Regions from separate parts of the Homo sapiens genome. Here region 2 is linked to region 1. A link is a loop called in an ENCODE intact Hi-C map of the cell type or tissue named here. Cell type or tissue: mammary epithelial cell. All regions are shown on one strand. Each heading gives the region's core, and the rest is flanking DNA. Links, peaks and the distances in the headings are about the cores only.

The links. A loop is a pair of places that touch in the nucleus more often than their neighbours do. Peaks named below come from ENCODE experiments on the same cell type or tissue, not always from the same donor. Only the 100,000 strongest peaks of a DNase experiment are listed, where the experiment ranks them.
Region 2: it touches region 1 in a loop (6-fold over the local background); 30 of 110 quality-filtered maps call a loop at or near these places.

The regions. Positions count from the first base shown.
Region 1 is chr14:68,782,659-68,788,038 of GRCh38, reverse strand. It overlaps ZFP36L1 (ZFP36 ring finger protein like 1), which reads left to right. Exons shown (of 2, transcript NM_004926.4): 2 at 1-377. Among named protein-coding and RNA genes, the nearest start is that of ZFP36L1, 7.7 kb to the left of the region's middle. RefSeq lists enhancers at 744-923, 1,213-1,507, 3,166-3,225, 3,370-3,514, silencers at 1,784-1,833, 1,854-1,923 and a cis regulatory region at 3,435-3,448. In mammary epithelial cell, for the core only: no CTCF peak of the experiment used is centred there; DNase peaks (open chromatin) are centred at 1,528, 1,748, 2,268 and 2,928; H3K27ac peaks cover 3,521 bases.
Region 2 is chr14:68,371,728-68,377,107 of GRCh38, reverse strand. The region is part of intron 8 of RAD51B (RAD51 paralog B); the gene reads right to left. Among named protein-coding and RNA genes, the nearest start is that of RAD51B-AS1, 310 kb to the left of the region's middle. RefSeq lists enhancers at 1-1,068, 4,070-4,925. In mammary epithelial cell, for the core only: a CTCF peak has its summit at 2,771; no DNase peak of the experiment used is centred there; H3K27ac peaks cover 496 bases.

The DNA.
Region 1 (5,380 bases), core at 90-5,089:
TTTAGGCCTTTCACAACTAGGACTGAGAATGTATGTAAAAGTTCTGTGACAGTACAGAAGGAAAACAACTTTTTATGTATAGCTTCTAAAAGGGGAAAAAAAAAAAAAGAGAAACCCTTTGACTTCCACGTGCCCATCTCAAGACATTCCACTCACAGATTTGAGGTTCTGGATTCCAGGTCTGGAGTTTTCCAATGTTAATGTAAACAGAACTGGCACACACACATTAAGATGAATGTAATTATTATTCCTCTTGCTGGTCACTACCGTCGCTTTCTATTTCTCTTTCTTTGTGTGAATTTATTTAAAAGAAAAAAAAACTTTTTGTAACGACTATTTGCAGTTTAAAAATCAATAAACCCCGTTTTTTCAAGAAACATTGATGGTGGAGCTGGTTTTACTTGGTTTTGGTTTGACTTTGCCAGTAAGGTTCTCCCCTTGTATACCTTGCAAGTCCTGGGTAGGGGGAGGCGGAGAGAGAGGGCTGTGGCTGTGGGTGGCGGCATCTCTCATCCCTATAAGCTAAGCCTATAGCTCCCTTCCTTGATGCTGGCAGTTTGCTGCGCTTAGAGGGGACGGGGTGGAGGTTTTCTGCAAAGGAGCCTGTACTTCCTGCTGTATTACTTCTGAAAAGACTGTGCAGTGTGTTAGTTGTTGGCTGAATAGCAGCGGGCCCAGCCTTGCCGACACTTGTGTGGCCTCTGCGGTTCTTCTGGGGAGCCAAGGCTCAGGGCCTTCCAGTCCGCCCCGTCCAGCCTGTGCTCTTCATTCCTTTGGATGGTGTTTGGGGTGCCAAAATGATAAAAGAGGACCTAGCACTTGGCACACTTGCAGGCTTGGATTTGAGTGAGTTCTTTTATTGGGGTGCCTTGGGCTCATTTTGCCCATAAGAAAGAAATTTACCTCAGTACTGGCCTCTCAACACCTACCCGTGTGGGGAGGGTATAAGGAAGCACTGCCTGCTTGGAGAGGAATGTCCAGCGGGGTGAGGGGCTCAGTCACAAGGAACTGGGAACTGGGACTGGATTTGACATAGCCTTTTGGGTTTGGAGGGCTGTTAAGGGGAAGTGAGTGTTAACACTGGCCAACACAACACAGCAAGTCACCAAGGGTTCCCACCACCTTAGTTACAATCTCAGGTGCTATGCAAAATTAGGTATGTCGTCATCTTGGGAAAGGTGGGGTCTCCTTGGCTAGATGCACCCCCACCAAGGCTAGATGACCACTTAAGAGGTGGCATTTCACCCGCCGGAGGAGTTGGAACTTTCACAAATCTTGAGTGTGAGCCTTGGGAGGATTTATTTGGGGAGAGGCAGAGATTGCTATTTGCAGCTCACTTGCCTTTGGTTCCTTTACACCCAGGAAGTTTTGGGAGTTCAGCTGAGTCACCATGATTCCACCAGGCCTCTTCCGAAGGTCTGCAGCAGACATTGGGCAGGCCAGGGATGTCCCTGAGACTCGAAGACCTACCTCTACTCTCAACTCATTTCCCTGGTCATCAGATATCTACTGGGGGTCAGGGGGTGAGGTAGAAAAATAGGGACTATTACCTGTTCCAGGGCAGGGGCTGGTGGTTTAGGAAGGGGAAAAGCAGCCCTTCTTAGGACTGGAGTAAACCTAGGCCTCTTGTCCCTTAAGGAGGAAATGAACTTTGTGTGTGTGTGGAGGTGGTGGTGGTGGTGGTTGGTGGTGGCATGTGATCTTCCTTTCGGAGTAAAAGCAAAAAAGACATTTAATCATTCACCTTGAGCTCATTCCCTGCAGGCATACCTGAGCATGTGGCAGACACCTTTCTAACTTCCCCTCTCATGGTGACGCTGGTTAGGTTCCTAGAGGCCCAGGCGTACCTCCTGGCCAGCCCTGAATTTCCTCTAGAGGAGACAGTCCTTTGACTGAGTCAGTCCTTTGACTTTGTCTAACCAAGATAGAGACATTGACTACTGGAGGCCCTGGAGGGTGGGGGTTGGCTGTAAAGCCCAGGGGAGACTCCTTATCATGTGGGGAAGCTCCATGTCCCCGGGTCTTAACCCTTTACCTCTACCTAAGTGTCTCCCTGGGGAACTCACTCAGGCTGGGATTTAGGTAACCCAGGCCCATGTGTGGTGGCCACAAGAGCCTGGTTGTGTCCCATTGAGTCCTTAAAGTTAGAGGAGATGGCCCTTGGGAAAGGGAACAGCAGAATATTTCAGGCCCATTATTTCTCCAGGATGTTAGAAGAAGGGGCCTCAGCAGCAGCCCTGTGCTGTAGTCTGGCAGGGAGGCCAGGGAAGTGTGAGCCCAGAACTGGCAAGAAACCCCTATCTCTGAGCTCCTCTGCAGCTAGGAAGGATAGGAACTATGCTGAGGGAGTTGAAGGGAAGGCTTTCACGAGGGAAGTGGGTCAGGAAAGGCCAGGCCAATCCTGGGGCACAAAGCCTTCTTCTCCACCCCTTACCCTGGAGGCCAGGGTGTCTTGAAGGCTGGGTTTAGGGGCCTGCACCAGGTCTGCCATGGATGGGTGGGGCCTCTGTGGCTACTGGCCCTGCAACCCACTCTCTGGCTGTTGGATGAAGATCTTCTCTTGGAGCAGCTCAAAGAAATGAGCTATTTTGGCCACCGAGCAATGCCTTTCCTGGCCTGGAGGCCTCATTCTCAGGAGGAAGGCTATGGTTCAGTGACACTCATGAAAGGAGGGCTTTGAGGGCCAACTGAGATTGTGGGTTAGTCTGAAGATGGGTTTTACAGTCAACTGGATCACGAAGCACTGGTTACCGAAGAGGCAGGGGTCATGGCAGGGGAAGGATCCAGGGCGTGAAGGAAGAAGGGGTGTTGAATGGAGCCCTTGGACCAGGGTTCAAATCCCAGCTCCCCTTCTACCAGCTTGTGCTTTGGATAAATGACTCAACCTTGGATTTTTCAGCTGTATCTCAAGGAGTTACTATGAGATCAAGCGAGCCATTAGTCATGACAGCTCTTTGTAAGTGCCAGGTAGTCCTCTAAGAATTTCCTGTGTGTTAACTCATTGAATGATCATAATGACCCCACGGAGGAAGCTCTATACTGTTCCTTTTGTATAGATGGAGAAATTGGGGTGCAGAGAAATTCACTAATTTGTCATACAGGGAGTCGGTGTCAGGATTTGAACCCAGGCAGGCGACCTCCATCACTATGCTAGAGTGTTGTAGGCTGGGACACTGGAGCAGTCCCTGGCACACAGTAACTGCAAATCAATCAGTGTTAGTTGCCCTCTCCCTTGGCCTTTTGTGGAGATTCTGCATGAACACAGGAGGCAACGAGTTGGATTAGATGATTCTGCACACACCCCCTCCGTTGAGTGCCATGACCTCACCTCCCATGAGGCCCTGCATTGGCACATTTGGAGGACGGAGTCTGGGAGGAGGGGGTAGGCCATCCCCTTGGACTTTCCCCTTCTCTGCCTGCCATGAGGTGGCTTCTGTTAATGATCAACAGACCAAAGGGTGCCCTAGGGCTGCCTCAGGGAGTTGGCTCCATGCCCTTCTTCCCCCGGGGTCTTCCACCCCTGTGTGTAGCCAACCATTTAATCATGTCTGGGTGGACTGACTGGAGGCTACCTGAGTTCAGAGGGGGAGGAGGTGGGGAGGTTAGCCAGGCCCCTGGTCACCCCCTTGCTGCCTTGCAGGTGGCCCTTCTAAGGCCTGCCACTTGCCTGCTGGGCAGAAGGCAGAGATTCTGAAGGTTGGAAAGCAAGGCAAAATCTCAGCCTTTTCTTGAATAAGGTCAGCACTGGGGGTCTCACCTCTTGATAGGTAAGGCTGGTGTTGAGAAACCTGGCCTACAATGCTTTCTGTGGGAGTCCCAGATGGTTACAGCTGAGTTACCATCATAGAAAACCAGACTCTGAGGAGCCAGGGCAGGGGCTGCCCATAAGAGCCAGCTGCTGGTCAGTGGACAAGGATGCCTCCTCCACATTGAAGCTGTTTGCAGTTGTTCTGAAATGTTGGCAAAGCCCAGGTCTCAAAGTACAGGGCTGTGAGTGATGACTGTACCTGTGCTATCAGCTTGGGTTGCAATGAAAATAAATATGGGCAATCGCCAAAACTAAGGCAATTTTTTCAGCACCTGGAGCCAGGCAGGTAGCTTCCCCCTGACTCCAAATGTACCTCAGGGAGAAGGAGCTCATGACCACACAGGTCAGCATTCATTTCCGCCAATCCCAGTATTCCAGAGCTATGGGAGGCTCTATTGTCCGTGGTAAGGAGCTGGTTTTGGAGTTACAGGGACCTGGGTTCAAGTCCCTGTTTGGCCTCAAGGTCACTCTGTGACTTCAAGCTAAACACTTAGTAAGAAGTTCAGATCCCAGTTTCCTCATTTGTAAAATAGGATGATGGTGATAATGATGATGATAATGACACCTAGGTCAATGGATAAACAAACAAACTGTGGGATTGTCACATCATGGAATACTATGCAGCTATATAAAAGAACAAATAACTGGTACACAACAATGTGGAAGAATTGCTAAAACAAAGTTGAATGAAAGAAACCAGCCACAACAGAGCACATATTGCATGAGCCCATTTGTATGAAGTTCATAAACAGGCAACAGTGATCTATGATAATTGATATTTGATTAGAGGATAGAGAATACATGTAAAAGTTCATTGACCTGTGCACTGAAGATTTGAGCACTTCACTGTAAGTTATACTTCAAAAAGACAAACCTATACAGTTGTCGTGAGTGTTAATACATGTAAGGAAAAGAAAAAGAAATTCAGTACCTGGCCCATTATAGGCACTTAATAAATTGTGGCTGGTCTTTGTAATAGCAACAACTGGATGATGCAGGTACTGTTCTAGTCCCCTTTTATAGAAGGAGGGAATGGTCTCAGAGCAGGTGAGTGACTTGCCCAGGGGATGTGGGGCTTGAATCCCACCCCAATGGCTCTCAAGCTTGCACAGTTTCCTACTACCTAATACTGTCCCTCAGTGAACAGGTGCTGTTTCTGCAGGAAAGCTAAATTTGCAGTAACCCAGGCACAACGAAGTTGACTAATTAGTAAGTGTAATCATCTGCATTAGAAAAGTTTTTCTTTTTGCAGATTTAAAATAAGCCTCCTTGCTAGTCAGTACCTCCTACGCCCTGTGGGAGGTAAAGGGAGGCCGAGTTGGGGGCTAGCTGGGCTCTGAGCGGCCGGAGAGTGGAGAGCCTTGACTGTCTGGTGGGCCAGCATCCAGAAGCCACTGTCCTGGGAGCCACCCCTGTGGGCTGCTTGCCTGCCTGTCCTGGCCTATCCCTCCCCTGGGCTGATAAGGGCTTAGAGGGGCCTTGGGGAAGGGCTGCCTGGCCCAGCCCCTCTTTACTGGCCCTCAAACTCAAGGGTGCATGGAAGCCTTACATGGCTGTCGCAGCACCACTTCC
Region 2 (5,380 bases), core at 158-5,157, 410 kb after region 1:
AAGCTGGGAAAGACTTGAGGAATCTGTTTTCCAAGAATCTGTTTGCAAAACTCAATAATATAGTAAACCCTTCCATTTCAGACCTGTAACATCCTATACTATCTACATTCCCAGACTTTTACTCTGCAATTTCCCTGGGTACATTTCTCCTCTTTATTGGAGCTGAACTCAAGTGCTTTATGAATATTCCCACATAACGACTGAAGCATTATGACCCTTCAGTTATGTCTAATTAGCCAATCAATGATTTTGGTCACTTCCGGCCCTTGTATAATGTACTCATTGTAACTACAAAAAAACATGTTCTTACCATTGCCTATGTAAACTGCCAAGAATATTTTCAATCTTACTGATTTATCAAGCAACTTTTGATTGCAATCTGAGGAGAAGACTGCCTGGGCCTGTTCCTCTGACAGTCCCCAGGAGCTGGGCCTAGCAAGCTTCTGGTACTATGTGGTCTCTGAATACCAGGGAGGAATGCGGTACAAGTCACCCCACTTGGGTCCCTGCCCAACTATGTTGGCAGGTGCTGTGACTTTTACAAGAAATCTTATACTTCCAAAGATTGTAACCCACACAGAGGGCATCAGACCATTAGGAAAGGCTGAAAAGCTTCCTTGACATCAGACCATTCATTCTTGGATAACTTTCTCATTCTTCCATGATGCCATCCACTGGGAGATTTCAGGAAGCTGAGGACAAGACTCAAGCTGTTGTAATTACAGCTTATAATACAAAGCAAACAGTAGGTGCTCAACTAAATACTGCTGGGTGGTGGGTTGTTTTTTGTTTTTAATTTGGCTTAGTTTCAGTGTGTGGTTTGGGGGGTTGAGATGGGTTCATGAGGTCGTAGATACAAATGGGAAGTCAGGATGGTTTGTTTGAAGTGGCTCTGCATGTCTCCAAATATGTGAGCAGAGAAAAATACTTGCAGTATTGTTCAAGGTAGTTAGGTGAACAATCATAAGAGCTGTAAAATAATAAGCCTACTTTAATAACACCCTCACATTTTACAAAATCCTTAAGTGGCCCCAACAGCTTTGCCTTGGGTGTGCGTGAAATAAATAGCAGGTGGCTTATTTGGCATGTCCCTCCAGTTCAGGAGTAAGTCTGAGGCCCCTGGGTCCCTAGGAGTCCTCCAGCTTAATAAATAGAATATTATCAATATTCCAGAAGCCTCTTGTGTAATCCTTCTCCAATAGCATCATCTTCTCTCCTGCCCAGAGTGAACCTTCATTTTAAACTTGGTGATTTTCATTCAAGTTGTTGACAACATTTCAAAAATCCTATCAAATATATCCAGAATAAGGCTCCCCAAGCCAATATAAGGGGGATATTTCTTTATATTTTTCACTAGAATTAAATAAGCTGATTCATTAATGCATTCAACAAATGTTTACCAAGTGCCCACTATGTATCAAGCAAAGACTTAGGCACTAGAGAAACAGCTGTGAGCAAGACAGACATGGTCTGCATCCTTACAGCCTAAACATGCAAACAGTTACACAAATAATCAGTTAGTTACAGTTGTGAGAAGAGCTCTGTGGGTGAGGGACGGCATACTCTGGAAGTGTAACTGTTAGCTACAACCCATAAGAAGGCATAGGGTCTGGGAAAGTAGCCCTGAGAAAGCATATTGGAGAATGACATGAGGCAGAGGACGCTGCATATAACACACACTAGGTGTCAACGAGAAAATAAAATCGTGATTTAACCATTACAGTTTGTTTACTAGACTCAAGCCTTCAAAACCTGGGATCTCTAAAGAAAAATAGAATAAAAAGTAGAAAGTATGGAAACCACAACTCCAGAGCTCCCCCACCTCACCCACCCCAGCCACTGAAGCTGAGAGCGGGGAAGGAGGGTGTTAGGAAAATTCAGCTTTACCATCACATACAAAGAGATTAAAGGACATCCTCACACCCTGGCTCCTGAAGTGCTATTTCTTAAGATTAAGCAGCAGACCCTTCCCAAGTTTAAATAGGGTAACGCTAAGTTTTGGTTGTTGAAGCAGTTCCATCTGCACTAACCTTTACAAACCATGACTGTGTCAGTTTTTCCAAGCAGGAGAAATGGATGGAAAGCCAGGCCACATCTTAATAGGGCCCTGGTGAGCTAATGGGTGTGATTATTTCATTGTCTCGGATTCACGCCAGCCGAGGCTCATCAGATACGGGCATAATCCAGGAGAAACATGACCTCACTTTCGACATGGGACTGTGCATTCAGATGCCAATAGGAATTTAGTGATCCCTCAGCGCAGGTAAAACTGAGCTCTTTACGGTTTCAGCTAATGAGAAGCATACCAAAGTTACCTAAAACAGTAAAGCTAATATTGACATTAACATACTAGATACTGTTAGGGTATGGGAAGCCAGGAAAAACTTCTGAGACCATCTGTGCTAAGTGTGACACATCTATAATGAGGCGTGTATTTAAGATAAATTGCCATCTCTTTAAATGATTAAGTACCAGATTTATGGAAAGCTATAACCCCACCAGGACCACAGGGTTGTTAAGTGGTTAGGGCTATAAAGGTGAGAATCTCAAGATTTCAGTTGTGCCACAAATTGTCCACTGACTTGCAAAATCTTTGCCAAGGAAACTTTGCCTCAGTTTTCCCAATGAAAGAAAAGGAAGTCTATCACCTAGGTTGTATAGCTCTGAGAAGAGCAAAAGTTTCACAGTCAGGAACATGCATGCCTTCACTGATTCCTTCTCAGAATCTTCTCATTATATCATGTTGACATCCACTGGAAGATACCAGGAAGTACAACACAAGACTCAATGCATTCCAGTTCAGCTTACAGCACATTTGCTCATTATTCATTCAATCATTTTTTTTCTGAGCACCTATTATGTGCCAGAGTGAGACCCTGTCCTAGGCACTAGGAAAATCAGAATGATTAAAAACAGACTTGCTCTCTGCTCCAACGGTGCTTAGAATCTGCTGAGGGAAAGTGCCAGGATTGACTATATGGGAGTTGTGTGATATTGGGCAATTTACTTAATTTCTTTGTTGAGTTTCATTTCCTCATCTTTAAAATGAAGATAATTAACATGTCTGGTATGAAAGTGCTTAAAATTACATCACACACAAATATAAGGTGCCCAATAAATGTCGGTTCTTTTCTTCCTCTCTCCAGATTACAAAGATAAGGCTTACAGAGTTTCAGCTCTTCAAATAAAAGGTGCTTCACAAATGCAAATGACCAAGCTATTATTATCACTGACTACATAAGAGGCAGTGTGGTATAGTGGAAAGATCTCTGGCTTTGGAAACAAAGACTGAACTTAAAATCTTTTTTAAAAATTCTTATTTATTATACTTTAAGTTATGGGATACACGTGTAGAATGTGCAGGTTTCTTACATAGGTATACTTGTGCCATGGTGGTTTGCTGCACCCATCAACCCATCATCTAGGTTTTAAGCCCTGCATGAATTAGGTATTTGTCCTAATGCTCCCCTTGCCCTTGCCCCCCACCCACCAACAGGCCCCGGTGTATGAAGTTCCCCTCCCTGTGTCCATGTGTTCTCATCATTAAATCCCACTTATGACTGAGAACATGCAGTGTTTGGTTTTCTGTTCCTGCGTTAGTTTGCTGAGAATGATGGTTTCCAGCTTCATCCATGTCCCTGAAAAGGACATAAACTCACTTTTTTAGGGCTGCATAGTACTCCATAGTGTATATGTGCCACATTTTCTTTATCCAGTCTATCATTGATGGGCATTAAACTTAGAATCTTGACTCTCCCACTTCCTAGATATGTGGCCTTGAACAAGCCATTTAAACCTCTCTGGCCTCTATGTTTTCATCTGTAAAATGGCAATGATAGAGTTTAGAGGATTAAATAGGACAATAAATGCAACATACTCAGGGTAATCAGTAAGCAGTGGGAAATAGTAAATTAGCAAATAATGGGGACACACATACAAAGCCACTCTCAAAGAAGATAGTTTGATTTAATTACTATAGTACTACTTGCACTTATTTTCATTTACTTGTGAGATTCACAGAGATAGAAAAGCTTGGCATGTCTCTCCCAGAGGCAGGCTGGCCCAGCTTTTTCTGTCCCTTACTGTGTTGCTTGGAGACACTTACCACACTAAGTAAATCATCACCCTACATCCATACTATGCTTCTTTCATATTTGTGAAAGAGCTCTTCACTCACATATGCATGTACTACAGATCCAACAGTGAGTGCTAGGGAAGGAGAATGTTGATTAGAGAACTTCCCAGATGGTATTTATGTATTATGTTCTCTCACATATATTTGAATTCTACTCAAATGCTGTTAGTTTTCTAGGGTTAATTGAAAATCTGATATTCTAAGATCCTTGTTTGGTGTTCTGGTAACTAGAAAGTTAAAAAGTTGGGCTTATGAGTATACCTTTACTTTTCTTCTGGAGTCCCCAAAAGAGCCAAACAGAACTTTCTTCCCTCTTTAAAGTGGTGACATAAGTTTTTAATGACCCTCTTTTCTGTTTCTCTCCAGGAATCCTGCTGTGATGTACTCCATTCTTAGGGTAATGAATTTGCTTTTGTATCTCTTGAAGCAGTCTTGCTTCAGCCTAAGGCCAGCCCATACACTTGGACGAGCATCTCAATCCCTTCTAATACCTTTGAGGTCTTTTACCAATGGTTACCTATCCTTTCCTCTCCAGCATTACTACATGTTCTCTTTTTGCTGCATTATGTACATCAATATCAAAATGCGAAATAAAAAACACCCACCTTAAAAAAAAAACCTCCTTTGACTTCCCCAGCTACCACTCCATTTCACTGTTTCCATTTGTAGTGAAAAACCTTAAAGAATTGAACATGCTCTTTGTTTTTCTCTTTAACCTACCCCAGGCAGGCTTATGTCCCCTACACTCTACTGAAATCACTCTTGTCAAGGTCACCATTGATTGTATCTGCCAAATCCAAGGGTCAATTCTCAGTCCTCATCTTATTGGACCTCTTAGCAGCACTGGACCTAACTCCTTGCTTCTTGAAATATTAGCTTCACTTGGCTTCCAGAAAAAGCACACTCTCATGGATTTCTTCCCACCTGATCCTCTCCTCCCTGCCAGTCTCCTTTGCAGGTTTCTCTTCTATTCTAAATGTTGATGTATCCCCAGGATCAATCTCTGCCATATTCTCACTACAGCTCAGCCCATTCTCCTGAGCTCTAGACTCAGACTCATTTATTCAGCTGCTTTGTCATTGTCCACTTGCATATCTTTCTCTTCTTATTTATTTATTTTTTGAGACAGGGTCTCACACTATGGCCTAGGTTGGAGTGCAGTGGCACAATCAGGGCTCACTGTAGCCTTGGCCTTCCAGGCCCAAGCCATTCTCCCACCTCAGCCCCCCAAGTAGCTGGGACTAC